Linked DNA regions of Mus musculus: region 2 is linked to region 1. Evidence: chromatin loops called from intact Hi-C (ENCODE). Cell type or tissue: left cerebral cortex. All regions are shown on one strand. Each heading gives the region's core, and the rest is flanking DNA. Links, peaks and the distances in the headings are about the cores only.

Region 1 (6,622 bases), core at 710-5,709:
TTGGGGAAGTAGGCTGGGTTTATTATGTTCCTGGTGCTGAGAAGGATCAACGGCCCCTTTCCTAATGATGCTGCCCATAGGCAGGGACCTTGGTCTACATAAGACTTGGCAGCAGCCAGATTTTATGTACAGTCTGCCTTACTTCTAAGCTGCTGCCGCAGCCTCTTCCCTGTCCCTCCCCTCCCCCTCCCCCTCCCCTCTTCCTCCTCCTCCCCTGATTAAACTCAGAATAAATTTGCACCTGAGAGCAGGAGAGGCACCTGCGCGTGCTGAAGCCATGTGCTGTCAAACCTCCAACTGCATTCCTGACCCAAGTTCTCCTCCCAGAACACAACAGAGATGAACAATCCTACGCACCTGAACCTGTTGCCTGGTTACTGTCAACAAGCAGAGAGGAGCGAGCCAGTTCTGGCCAGGGCTGACACCAGGTCTCCTCCTACCCCTGCAGCAACTTCCCCAGTGAGCAGAAGCCATGCACGGGTGTTGACTGAAATAACGAGACTTCGAAGTAGATACACGCAGTCCTCCTGTGAGAAATTAGAACAATGTTGGACTTGTTGTGTTTTACAAGCAGGTTTGAAAACCGGCTTTGGAGAAGGAATAACTGTTTTCGGGGCTCAGAGTCTCTAGTTCTAACCTTGCCTGCCAGGGTCAGCCTTGCACATTCTAAATGGACACACACCACCACCACCAACAACAACAACAACAGCAACAGCAACAAAACAAAAACAAAGACACAAAGGGCTGGAGAGGTTGCTCAGTGGTTAGGTCCCCTGGCTGCTCGGCTAGAGGACCTGGGTTCCAGCAGCAGCAGCACTCACAAGCCAATCCTCAGCCACCTATAACTCCAGTCCTAGGAGGGAGTCTTCTGGCCTCTGTGGGCGGTACATGCACAAGGTACTACACAGACATACATTCTGACAAAATATCCATATATGTATAATAAAAATTAGGATTTTGTTTTTTAAACCCAGGGAGTTTTAGCTGTATTGGCCAACTACCCCTGGCCCTGGGGTCTGCCCTGGAGGGTGAAGGTTAATACACTCAGTGGTGCGCCACTAGAGAAACCAGATCTTCTCTTAGCCAGAGGCTATGGATTGCCAAGAGCTTCTTGGTTAGGGGGTAGGACCAGGCTTCCATTCACTCCTCTCAGTGCTAGGACTGTCTTATTTATTTACTTATTTGTTTGTTTATATTTATTTATCTATCGGTTTTGGAGACAGGGTTTCTCTGTGTGGCCCTGGCTATCTAGGAACCCATTCTGTAAACTAGGCTGGCCTCAACCTCTGCCTGCCTCTGCCTCCAAGTGCTTCCGTTTTCATATTTTTGAACTATTTTACATGATAGGTCCGTGCTTTATCTGTGAGCTTCCGCCTCAGGCCTCTTTTTACTTATGACTTTGAGACAGGGTCTCACTGGCCAGGTTGACCTTGAAACCATCTAGGTAGTCCAAGCAGGCCTTGAGTGTTTGATCCTCTTGCACTCTAGTGCCTGAGTAGCTGGGGTTACAAACTCACACCACCAGGCCTGGCTGGAATAGTGTCTTAAAAACCGGGAAACTCCCGCCACACCAGTATTGCTTTTTTTTTTTTCCTTCTTCTTCTTCCTTTAACAAATGGTAGACAAACCGAACAGCAAGGGCATCCGTGCCACATGGCCTGACCTCAAAGGAAGGAAAAGTAAACTTGCCTCAGACTGATGAAATTCCTTTACTTCCTTTAGACCCTCACCTGTGAGTCCTGCCTGGCCTCTGTGGGTAGGAACTTCTGCAGACGTCCTCTAAGGCTTTGATCTCCATGACAATGTAGGATTTGAAGCAAAGGAAGCCCACTAAGGCTTTGACTGTTTATTTTTATCTCAGTGCAAATGGAAGTCCTGACAGCTGCCTTTCTGTGGGAAAAGATCTCTAGCTGGGGTGGAGTGGGGTGGGGGGTGGAGCTTCCACGGTCTTACAGGGTGGAGGCTAGCCACCACAGAAGCCTGAGTTAGAGACAGAGTTGCACATCTGCATTCACACTGTCACATCAGGGCTGGCCACTGTGCATTTCTACCATGCTTGCCCCTTCTAGGTCTCCTGCTCCTCTCTTCTCCAGCCCAGCTGCACCAGCATGGGTTGTCTCATTCCTGCGCGCTCCTGTCTGGGACTAAAACAAGTTAGGAATAATTGCCTAAAACAATTGACCCAAGCCAGTCTGCCCATGGGGGATGGGGTGGGGCAGGTTGGACCACCTGGTTGAACTTGCACAAAAGCTCCTTTGAGGGAGGAAGTTTAGTTTCACCCAGGAGGATTCATGAACTATCCAGTCTCATCTGCCTTGACAACATCCCTTTCCCACAGAGGAGCTTCAGTCCATAGCCAGTCCGGGACCATTGTGGGGCCATCTTGTCATCTCTTGAGGCCAGCCTACACTAAGTTGCTACAAGGTACAAGATATTATTTTTGCCTTCTGCTTTAAAAGGAAAAACAAAAGACTGAGGTGTAGTTTCGTGGTAAACTATGTGTTTATCATCTTTGCAAGAGGCCCTGAGGTCATCCCCAGCCCTGAGCTCACAAACACCAAGACAGGGCTAGGCACAGTGTCGGACGATTGCAATCCTAGCACTCAGGAGGTCAAGGCTGGCTGTGACCCAATGGTGAGACCTTGTCTCCAAAACAGTGATGTAAAGCTTTGACAGTTTAAAAGTGTTAAGCTTAGATAAATGTTTGACAATGAGGAGAAAACTGAAGCATGGAAGGATCCACAAGTTCACTTGCCGCCTCCAAGAAGCCAGACCCTTTCATTGTTGGACATCTTCCTTCTTGTCTGTCCACACACAATCCTGCTGAGCTGTGGTGTTGTTGACTTAAGCTATATGGAGCCGTGCATGGAAAGAAAGCCTGTTGGCTCACTTTAGTAAGTCAACAGTGTTCCTGAGCTGCAGGTAAACAGAAGGTAACTCCTAGGGAATTCCCAGGGAGGGCCAAGTCAGCCGGCCTCAGCACCGCCCAGATTTTTTCAAAGGGTTCTGTGACAGCCCAGAAATGCTTGAGCCTGACTCCTGCCACTAGGTGTCACACTAAACAATACCGAAGTTGATGCCAAGGCCTGAAGCTGTCGGGACAGCCCAAGGAGGCATAAATATACATACTCCTTCATTTTATACCTGCAGCCCCAAGTCACCTTCTGCAGTATCCTTTATAGATGGGGCTTTGAGTCCATACTGTGGCTTTTTTTTTTACAAACTTTAACTTCATATATATATATTCATTACAATAGGGTACATTGCTTAAATTTTATATTACTTAATTTTTTATGTATATGAATGTTTCGCCTGCATGTATGTATGTGTTCCACCCTCATGCTTGGTGCCTGGCGGTGCTGAATCTCCCGGGACTGGAGTTGCAGGACACCACGTAGGTGCTGGGAATCAAACTCAGGTTTTCTGGAATAGCAGCTAGTGCTGTTAACTGCTGAGCCATTCCTTCAGCCCTGCTCTGCAGTTTTAAAGAACTATCTCCAGATGAGAAACTACCTATCCTCTGCTTTATCTCCCAAGCGGAAGACAGATTTGGGGGCTGGGGAGCTGTTCAAGACTGGGTCTTATGTTGCCCATATTGACCTCAAACTAGGCTAAATACTTTTAGTGTATTCCAAATTATACTACATTTTGGTCTCATTTTTGCAAGGTGTTTCCAAGGGTTAACATATACTTTACCAAAATGATTAATATATTGTAGTAGAAATTAGACGAACTGACATTAGGGGGCCTGGGTACATCTCTAAGTATTTTGTTTTCTTCTTTAGGAAAATGGGAACCGCACCTAGCTTACAATATTACTTCTGAGAACTAACCATAATGCATACGAAGCTGGGTTCCTCCAAAAATTTATACTGTGATATTTCCAAAAGTCCACACTCATACTTCCAAGCAGAGACGTGTATTTCTAGACAAATGATGCCCATCTGATATCACAAAGTACCTTAAATATTCCAGGACTGACGTGCAATTCCAGCTCTCAGGGGGAAGCTGAGGCAGAGGTCCTACTAACAGTTCAATGTCAACAGGGACAACACAGTGAAATCCAGACCAGCCGGGCCTACAACGTAAACCCTGTCTCAAACCACCCCACCAGCACAGATCCAATCTTATTATTATAAAAGCAAGTATACCATAAAAAAAAAAGGTTAAGTGACTTCTCCAACTAATGTATTTAATGAAAGGCAGAGCGTGGAATTGAGATGTCCTGCTCATGATCAATCTCACTATGTCCCACTCAATTACACTTGCAGATCCAACTTGCCACTGAGAGGAAAAGGAGAATTCGCTGAGGAAGTTTTAACTTTAACCTGGCCCTTACTGTCTGGAGGCTTTTTGGTTTTTCCTGGATTTTGAATCTTTTCCCTCAGTGTCTTCACATGCATACTCAGGGGGAGGCGCTGGAATTCCAAAGAGAGGAAAGCTGACATAAGGCTCATTAAGAAAAAGATCATTCACATCTCACCAGAAATCTATGCAGAACTAGAGAGGCCTCCTGGATCTGGTCTGACAAACTCTGATCCACGTTGCTTTAATTTTCCCTAAGTAGGGGTGGGGTGGAAGTAACATTTGTACTTTTGCCGGTTAAACTAGAGGCTCACAGGCCCAAATCCCTTTCTTGGGGGAGCAGCTACCCATAATGCCGCGGTCCCTTGGGAGCAAGGAAGCTGATAGAAGCAGCAGGTTTCAGATGGGGTCTGTGTTAGGACTATCTTGAGCCTCCTGCAGGATACCTCACAGTTACTTTTTTAGCTATGTTTGAGAGGCCAGCCTTGGCTAGGGCACTAAGTCAATTGCTCTGCTAGGCATTCACAATAAGCTCCGGCTTCATTCTCTGCAACAAGTTAACTCCGACAGCAAGAACGCAACAGTTGCGGTTGCAAGGAAACTACAACTTCTACTAAGATTAACAGCTTGCATTACTTGGGGAAAAATGTGGTTCCCATACGGAGCTAGGATTTGCCCCTCCCCCGGGGGGGGGGGCAAGATTATTGACCCCTAGGAAATAATCTAGGGGTTCTCCAAGCTCTTGGTTTTTGTTGGTGGTGGTGGTGGTTTTGTTTGTTTTAATGCCAAAGTTTTTACAGCTTCATGGAGTAGGAGTGAAGGACAGCCAAATGTCCCTGCATTGCAAAGGGCCTGGAACAGACAAAACACAGCCGGCCCCGGAACCACTCATATGTCCGTCGTCGCAGAAATTTAGGAGAAGCGAATCCCTGCACCTAGCCAGCGTTTCCACTCTTGGGTTTTCAAAAAGATCAAAAACCGGAAAAGACCTGCAAACTGGCAAATCGCTAAGAGGAACAGCCTAGCAGGTCTGCGTCCTTGGAAGCTGCGCAGCTTGGGACCCCAAACCAAAATCGCCCGGTGGGAAACCCCAGGGAAAGAAGGGTTCTTGCAGAGGGCTGGGGTTACTGAGTGCAGGCTGCAGGGAAGTACCTAGAGGGAGGGGGCCTGGTCGGGAGGACTTTCCAGCCACTCAGGGCTCATCAAAAAGTTCCCTGTGCATGACCCCAGTGGCTCATCGCAGGGAGTTTCTCCGATGAACCCCGGCCCTGGGTTTAGGCTTCTCAGTGGAGGACGAGCCAGTTCTTTTTCTAGTCTGACTGGCTTGGAAATTCCCCGCGCCTGACCCCGCCCCTGAGAAATCCCCTGCCAGCGTTTATAGGGCGCCGCGGCGGCGCTGCCGAGCCCACAACAGTCAGACCTCGCCAGCCAGCCGCCAGCAGCCTGCAGCCTGCACCCGCTCAGCCCCGCACAGCCATGTTTCAGCCAGCTGGGCACGGCCAGGACTGGGCCATGGAGGGCCCGCGGGATGGCCTCAAGAAGGAGCGCTTGGTGGACGATCGCCACGACAGCGGCCTGGACTCCATGAAGGACGAGGAGTACGAGCAAATGGTGAAGGAGCTGCGGGAGATCCGCCTGCAGCCGCAGGAGGCGCCGCTGGCCGCCGAGCCCTGGAAGCAGCAGCTCACGGAGGACGGAGACTCGTAAGTGGCGCCGGGCACCGGTGGGGGTCGCGCGGGGCCTGCAGCGCGCTCGGGGTTCTGCACGGCGAGGGCGCCGGGGTTGCGGGGCGCCGGGGCTGCGGCGGGCCGCCTGTCTTCCCCCCTCCCCCTCCTCCCCTGTCCCCGGACCCGGAGTCGCCGAGCGCAGGCCGGGGGGGGCGGGGCGGCAGCGGCGGCGAGGACGCAAAGTCCCGGCCTGGCAGCGGTGGCGCGCAGCCGCCGGGCGCCGCGCGGCCGCGAGGGGAAGTACAGGGCGTTCCGGGCGGCGGAGGGCGGGCCGGTCTGGCCGGCGCCCGCCCGGAGGGGGTGGGGCACGGAAAGTCCCTGGGCGGCTGCCAGGAACACTCAGCTCATAATAACCTCGCGGAAAACACCGCGGCCGCGGCCTCCAGAAACCCCGGCCTTGCGCAATCCCCCCTCCAACCCCACCTCCAGCCCGCGCCTCCCCCCCCCCCACGCAGTGTGCTCACCACCCCTCGGGGGGTTTCCCTGTCATCCCTCAGGTTCCTGCACTTGGCAATCATCCACGAAGAGAAGCCGCTGACCATGGAAGTCATTGGTCAGGTGAAGGGAGACCTGGCCTTCCTCAACTTCCA
Region 2 (6,622 bases), core at 949-5,948, 61 kb after region 1:
CCAGGGAATCTGATACCCTCTTCTGGCCTCTTCCTGCGTGTCACCTACACACATGTGACATACAAACAAAGAAATAAATCTTAAGTAGAGCAAACAGCACTCTGGTAGTATATTAAGATTTCAAACATAGCAACTGTTACAGGTCAGATGTGCACATGTCCTTGCTGACTGATGGCACTGTGTCGGTAAAGGGCCTTGAGACAGAACCGTCACTGGGCACCTGCCGTGAGCTGGGCAGGTTCACACCAGGTTTATAGCCCAGTCTTGGCAGATAAGGGCCTTGCCGGTAGGAGGCACGATCTGTGTGAGAGAAAGGGTCCTCACTGGGTTCGGAGGTGTCATACAGAACAAACTGGACAGGTGGCTGGAGTTGCTGTCCCAGAGCCCTGACACATTTGGGTGTTTTCTATGCAGAGAAGGCGCCCATTCAGGGTCCCCACGCCCCAGGAAGAGAAGAAGAATCCAGGTGTCAGGAGTGTCCTCGGGATACTTGGCTGGGAGCCCAGCAGCCAAGTTACCAGGTCCAGGAAGCCTTCCTCCATCCATGGGGCCCAGTCAGGGGGCAGGAAGGAAGCTGTGTAAGAGAGGGTTTCCCCATCCCAAGGCCGATAATCCTCCTGACTCCAATAACCTGATAAGCAAGTTGGCTTGTGAGCTGGCCTGCGGTTCTCTATAGGTGACAAAAGTCATCATGAGGTTGCAAAATCTCTTGCACAATCTAGGCTCCAAGCGGCCATACCTTCCTATTGGGATATGGAGAGTTGGAAGAGCTAGGCTGTCTCGAAGAGGCTGGCAAACTTCACTGGCTTCTGAGAGTAACTGCAGGTCATCAAATGAGTTTGTTTCCCAGTGGCTACCTCTCTGTCCTCTAAGGCCTCCTTAACAGACCTTCTTTCTCCAGGGGGCATTGACCCACACACCCATCATCTTCTCCATGGCAACAGGCTGGGGTGAGGAGCCCTGGGGAAGGCAGGCTCTCAGTGCAGGTCAGGGACCTAACAGCTCTGCTCTGTGAGGGTCCAGCTGAACCAGGACCAGCGGGGCTTCGAGGACTCTGTATACCCCAGAACAAAAAGGGAGTGAGAGACAACCCTAAATCCAGGGCCCCTCTCAGCTTGCTTCCTGGTGTGCTCTCTCAGGAAGAAACAGTTCTCCTCAGGTGAGGCCAGAGGCTCGCCCCCTCCACACCCTGAAAAAAGGGCCTCATATATCCCGAACAAATTAGTGATGGGGGTGGGGGGGGGCAGAATATCTTTAAAAAGGTGGGAAGTTCACTCCCTGGCTGAAGAAACCATGTATAGATATACAGGGCCATGTCTGCTTGCTCAGGTATGGAACCAGTGGGGAGGGGGACTGATAGGAACAGCCAGGGTTTCTGCTTTGGATATGAAAATATTCTCAGGAAATCACATTTTAGAAGTTTAGGATGCCATGGACACTTGAAAGCAGCTCTAAAACAGTGATGTATCCTTTTGTTTAAAACATAGCGTGGAGTCGCCCAAGCTAGCCTCCAGATATGGTGAGGCTAACCTTGAACTTTGGCCCCTTCTATCTCCACTTTCCAAGTGCCGGGTTATAAGCATGCAGTAGCATGCTTGGTTTGTGTGGGGCTCAGGATCAAACCCAGGACTTCATGCATTGCCAGGCAAGCACTCCACCAACGAGCTACATCCCCAGCCCTAGCCGGCGTTCTCTCTAGCACAGTACATGCACTGTCTCAGGTCAGGTGTGGTGGCAAACATCTTTAATCCAGCACCCTGGAAACCAGTCTGATCGACCAAGTTTCAGGCCAGCCATGGCTGCACAGAGAGACTCTGTCTAATTTCTGGCTTCACTCTGTGAACAGGCTCTTCACCGTTCCCAGCCTCTCTCTGGAGTCGGGGGTGGAGGGTGGGCAAGTGTCAGAACTAGGATTCATATGCCTTTTCTTTGATAAGGTCTCAGGCTGACCTCAAACTCAGGGTGGTTCCAACTTCTAGGAATATGGTGCGCACCGCCATACCTGCTTCATGGGCTGTTTCCCCACTGGGGTGGGGGGAGCAGCAGCTCCCTCACTTTGTGCAAGAAAACCTGAAACTGGAGGTTTTCACAAATGAAAAGTCAGTTGAGCATCCTTAGCTCTACCTGAGAAGCTTGCGCTGAAGAAACTGCCTACTTCACAGTGACCATGAAATATACTGCATAGGAAAGCAGGATTCCCCACTTCACAGAGACAGTCAATTTGTGTACACTGAGCCGGGTGTGGTGACGCACGCCTTTAATCCCAGCACTCGGAAGGCAGAGGCAGGCGGATCTCTGAGTTCGAGGCCAGCCTGGTCTACAGAGTGAGTTCCAGGACAGCCAGGGCTATACAGAGAAACCCTGTCTCAAACAAAACAAAACAAAACAAAACAAAACAAAACAAAACAAAACGGAGGAGGAGTGGGAGGAGTGGGAGGAGGAGGAGGAGGAGGAGGAGGAGGAGGAGGAGGAGGAGGAGGAGGAGGAGACAAGGTCCCAGACAAGATCATCACATGGTTTGTGGCAGGAAGGACTTGGTCTCAGGGACCAAAGGCTGCAGGTCCCTGGGGTTGTCCCTGACAGAGCCTGTCTAGAAGCAGGCCAGGAGGCTAGTTTGGCCCACATATCATGTCTAATTTGCATCTACAAAGGTCCAAATTCCCACCCTGCTGGAAGCAGCCAGGACTCAATGCTGGCACACCTGGTCTCAGAGATGGTTTCCTCAATGAGAGAGGAAGGGCCTCAGCTCTCTGCCCCGGAGAGATTCAGCCTGTCTTGCCTTGACCATCACTAAAACTAAAGTTATGCTTGCTGGTGATCAGTGTGAAATGGTTTCTTCTTTCTTTCTTTCTTTCTTTCTTTCTTTCTTTCTTTCTTTCTTTCTTTCTTCCTTCCTTCCTTCCTTCCTTCCTTCCTTTCTTCCTTTCTCTCTTTCTCTCTCTTTCTTCTTCTTCCTCTCCTCCTCCTCCTTCTTCTAGATTATTTAATTTTATTTTCTAAGTATGAGTATTTTGTCTAGATATATGTATATGCACCATGTGTTCCTGGTGCCCTTGAAAGTCAGAAGAAGGCATTAGATCTCCTCATTGGATTTTCAGATGACTGTGAGCCATAATGTGGTGCTGGGACACAAACATGTTTCCTAAACTGAGGAGAGATGGAATCCCACGGCCTCTGATCAGCCTCTTCCCTGGCTCCCTCTGCTTGTTTCTTTTTTAATTTTTATTTTTACACAGTCTCACATGGCCCAGGCTGGCCTCAGACTTCTTATATAGCTGAAGATGCCCTTGAACTCCTGATCCTCCTGTGTCTGTTGCTCAAGTAGGTATATGGCATCATGCCCAGCCCCTGGCCACTTTTTCTAGAAAAAGTGCATTTTCTAGAGTTGTTCCTAACAGAGAGGGTACAGAGAAGCAAGCAGTCTCCTTAGGTCACCCAGCAGTGGAAGGACTCTATGGCTTTTCTCCTTGGGCAAGCAGACTACTTTCTTTAGAGGGGGTAAACTTGCCTGTCCCACAGCTCTTGCCACTTCAGAAATAACACAGGTTGGGGTGGGTGTCAGGTGTGTGTGCAAATATACACGTTCAGGCAATGGGCTCATACATATAAAAACAAACTCATCTAAAATGGTTTTTTTTTTTTTTTTTTTTTTTGCTTAACGCTGATATTGAAAGAGAAACTCTCTTCTTCCCTCTTGTTGAAGACTCGCATGAACTCCCAGAAACAAGGGCCAGCTAAGCCTCCAGAGGCTGCCTGGTTGTACTGTGGTGGTAGCTGTGGACAAGATACCTAAATCCAGTCAGTAACTGCTCCGGGCTTCTCTCCCTGGAAAACCCCTGTGAGGGTGATTGAGCCCTCTGAGGCTGTCAGCAGGGCCTCCCCGCAGAGCACTGGTTCTCTGCCCAGGCAAACCAGGTTTTTCCTGTTCTGCTGTTTTGTTGTCATCCTCATTCCAGTCCCAGCAAGGGCTAATCACTGCAGCACGGTCTGTGCAGAAGCTGCGGAACCTGGTTAACTGGGCTTTGCGGATACCCTCATGCAAGAAGGTCAGACAGGATGCCCCTGCCCCACTGTTTTCTTGTGACAACCACTCAAAAGAAATATCAACAGGCACACCCAACTCAAGCAGCACAACTTCCCACCCGAGAGCGCCGGCCATTTCCATCTTCTAAGTCAGAATTCTCTGTGCTCTTCCTTTTGCAATCCTCTGGGTCTGGGAAAGACCTCTCATAGACAGAGGACTGTAGATAGACATGGTGGATCTGCCGCAAATCCTTGAAGGGGGAGCCCTAAGATGAGCTTGCCGTGTTCATTATTCGCAAACATTCACAGGTTTTATTCCTTCCACGAGCTGTGGAGTCAAGGGTGCGATTAGCAGAGACACAGTCAACATGAATCTAACACACAACAAGGTCACTTTCCAGAAACCCGACCTTAGTACACTATAAGCTTGCTGCGCACTGGTCCAAAGGGTGTTGAAGCGGAATGGGTCCCTGGTAGACCTGAGGGTAAGTGATCAATCAAGTCTCCTGCAGATGTTCCTTCCTAATCCTCAGGAAACAGACTCGACTCGGGAGCACTCTCAAAACACGCATGCGCAGATCAGCAGTTGAGGGGGTGGCTTCTGGACTGATGTGCTATCTTTGGTGGTGGTGGAGGTGGGGTTGGGGGTGTGGGGCTGACTTACACACTTTGAAAACAACCCCCGAAGGGACTGGAGAGATGGCCCCGCAGTTAAGAGCCAGTATTGTTCTTTCAGAGAACCCATGTTTGGTTCCCAGCCTAACAACCATCTGTAACTCCAACTCCTGAAGATGCGGTGACCTCTTCCGGCCTCCTCGGGTACTGCACACATGTGGTGCACAAACAAACACGCATGCCAATAAAACAATCACATCTTTAAAACCAATAAGTAATTTTAAAAGACCCTCTAGACGTTTCATGTGAGACGCTGAGAACCCCTGAGTTTAAACTGAGCACAATTCAGTTGAAAGTCTTCACTGATCAGCCTCATAAGACACAGCATAGAAAAGAGGTGTTACAGAACATTCGAGACTAGTTTCTGCGAGCTTTCTTCTTTTCTTCCTTGTGAAAAGGAGTCTGTGGGAAGAAGCTCTATCTGAGACAGAACCAAACACCACCACATGATGGTGATGTCACCTTGTGTCTCCAGATGTCACCTTGTGTCTCCAGATAAGACAAGGTTGGAGTAATGGCAGGCTGGAGCTGAAGCCATTCTAACCTGCAGGCAGTGACTGACTATTTGTGAAGCTTGCTGGTAAAGGAAACTGAGGCATCAGGACCCCGAGGCTGTGTACTTCCTGGTGGCGCATGCGCTCTGCATAGTGAGAAATAGATGCCCCGGGAACTTGGAGAACACTCCATGAATGTGTACAGTGTGACACCTCCTGGCTCAGGGCAGTGATCTAAAAGCAGAGTCATTCAAGGACAGGTCGTGAACAGCATGGTAAGGCAGTCTCTAGGCTGTGCTCCTTACAGGATGTGGGAACACTGAAGAAATGACCCACACCCTTTTTTTTCTTTTCTTTTTCTTTTTCTTTTTCTTTTTCTTTTTCTTTTTCTTTTTCTTTTTCTTTTTCTTTTTCTTTTTCTTTTTCTGTATTTTACCGGGGAATTCTTTGGCTTATTTGCTCACAAAACGAAGTTTATGCTTTCTTTTTCTTTGATGCTAGGCAGCCAGCACTTCATCCACTAAGCCATCTGCTGATCCTTTCTACTTGCCAGAGTTTGAAGGTAAGGCCCCAATTGCCTAACACACCGTACACATCAGACACTGTACACATCGAGGAATGAAGAAGCTGAGCTGCCCTGGGGGCGTCCTTTTGGAGGGAGGGCTTCCACAGTGTTGGAAGGTGACATGCAAGCTGCCCAGGGAGAAAGGACCATAGCCCTGCCCAGCTGTGAAGCCCGTGAACGACAGACCGGATGGGCAAGCTATTCACAGTGGGGCGCAAGTGGCATTTAAAAAAAAAAGATTTATTTATTTCTATGTGTATTTGTTTCTAAGTTTTGCTTGCATGTTTGTGCTCAATCCGTATGCACAGAATTGGAAAATGGCATCAGACCCCCTGGAACTGGAGTTATAAGTAGTTGGAAATCCAGGTCCTCTGGAAGGTTTGCCCATTGTTCTTAACTGCTGAGCCATCTCTCCAACCCCAATAGTGGAAAGATGGCATTCTATATTTATATATTTATATATTTATTTATATATTTTTATATATTTTTATATTTTTATATTTATATATTTATATATTTATAATCTGGCATCTTGTCTTGGGGATAACCAACTTGGATGTACGGCCACTTAACAGGAGGGAATTTTTACTGTAAATCCATGGCTGGTGCCTGGTACTGTAAACCCAGCTAACTAACTACCCATGTGGTACCTGGCACTGTAAACCCAGCTAACTACCCATGGCTGGTGAGCTCACTGACCCTAGAGGAGGACCACTTTCCTAAACTAGTATACTTTCTGACTGTATTCTAACTATCTGTCCTTATGCCCAGAGACACATGGAGCTGCCATCACCCAAGAAGGTTTTTTTGCAACAGATGGAGACTATTAGAGACCCTAACTGACTCATCTGTAATACAAGCCCAC

What was found. Hi-C counts contacts between places; a loop is a spot of excess contacts. Peaks named below come from ENCODE experiments on the same cell type or tissue, not always from the same donor. Only the 100,000 strongest peaks of a DNase experiment are listed, where the experiment ranks them.
Region 2: a loop joins it to region 1, with 3 times the contacts of the local background. A loop is called at or near these places in 24 of 42 quality-filtered maps.

The regions. Positions count from the first base shown.
Region 1 is chr12:55,491,686-55,498,307 of GRCm38, reverse strand. It overlaps Nfkbia (nuclear factor of kappa light polypeptide gene enhancer in B cells inhibitor, alpha), which reads left to right and starts at 5,661. Exons shown (of 6, transcript NM_010907.2): 1 at 5,661-6,008; 2 at 6,530-6,622. The coding sequence starts at 5,782. Gm36634 (a long non-coding RNA gene) reads right to left here and starts at 5,013. Exons shown (of 3, transcript XR_381610.3): 1 at 3,962-5,013; 2 at 358-527. In left cerebral cortex, for the core only: a CTCF peak has its summit at 3,054 (motif pointing right); a DNase peak (open chromatin) is centred at 3,036; H3K4me3 peaks cover 898 bases; H3K27ac peaks cover 2,161 bases.
Region 2 is chr12:55,431,288-55,437,909 of GRCm38, reverse strand. Gm36571 (a long non-coding RNA gene) reads left to right here and starts at 5,314. Exons shown (of 3, transcript XR_381607.3): 1 at 5,314-5,467; 2 at 5,694-5,754. In left cerebral cortex, for the core only: a CTCF peak has its summit at 4,837 (motif pointing left); a DNase peak (open chromatin) is centred at 3,889.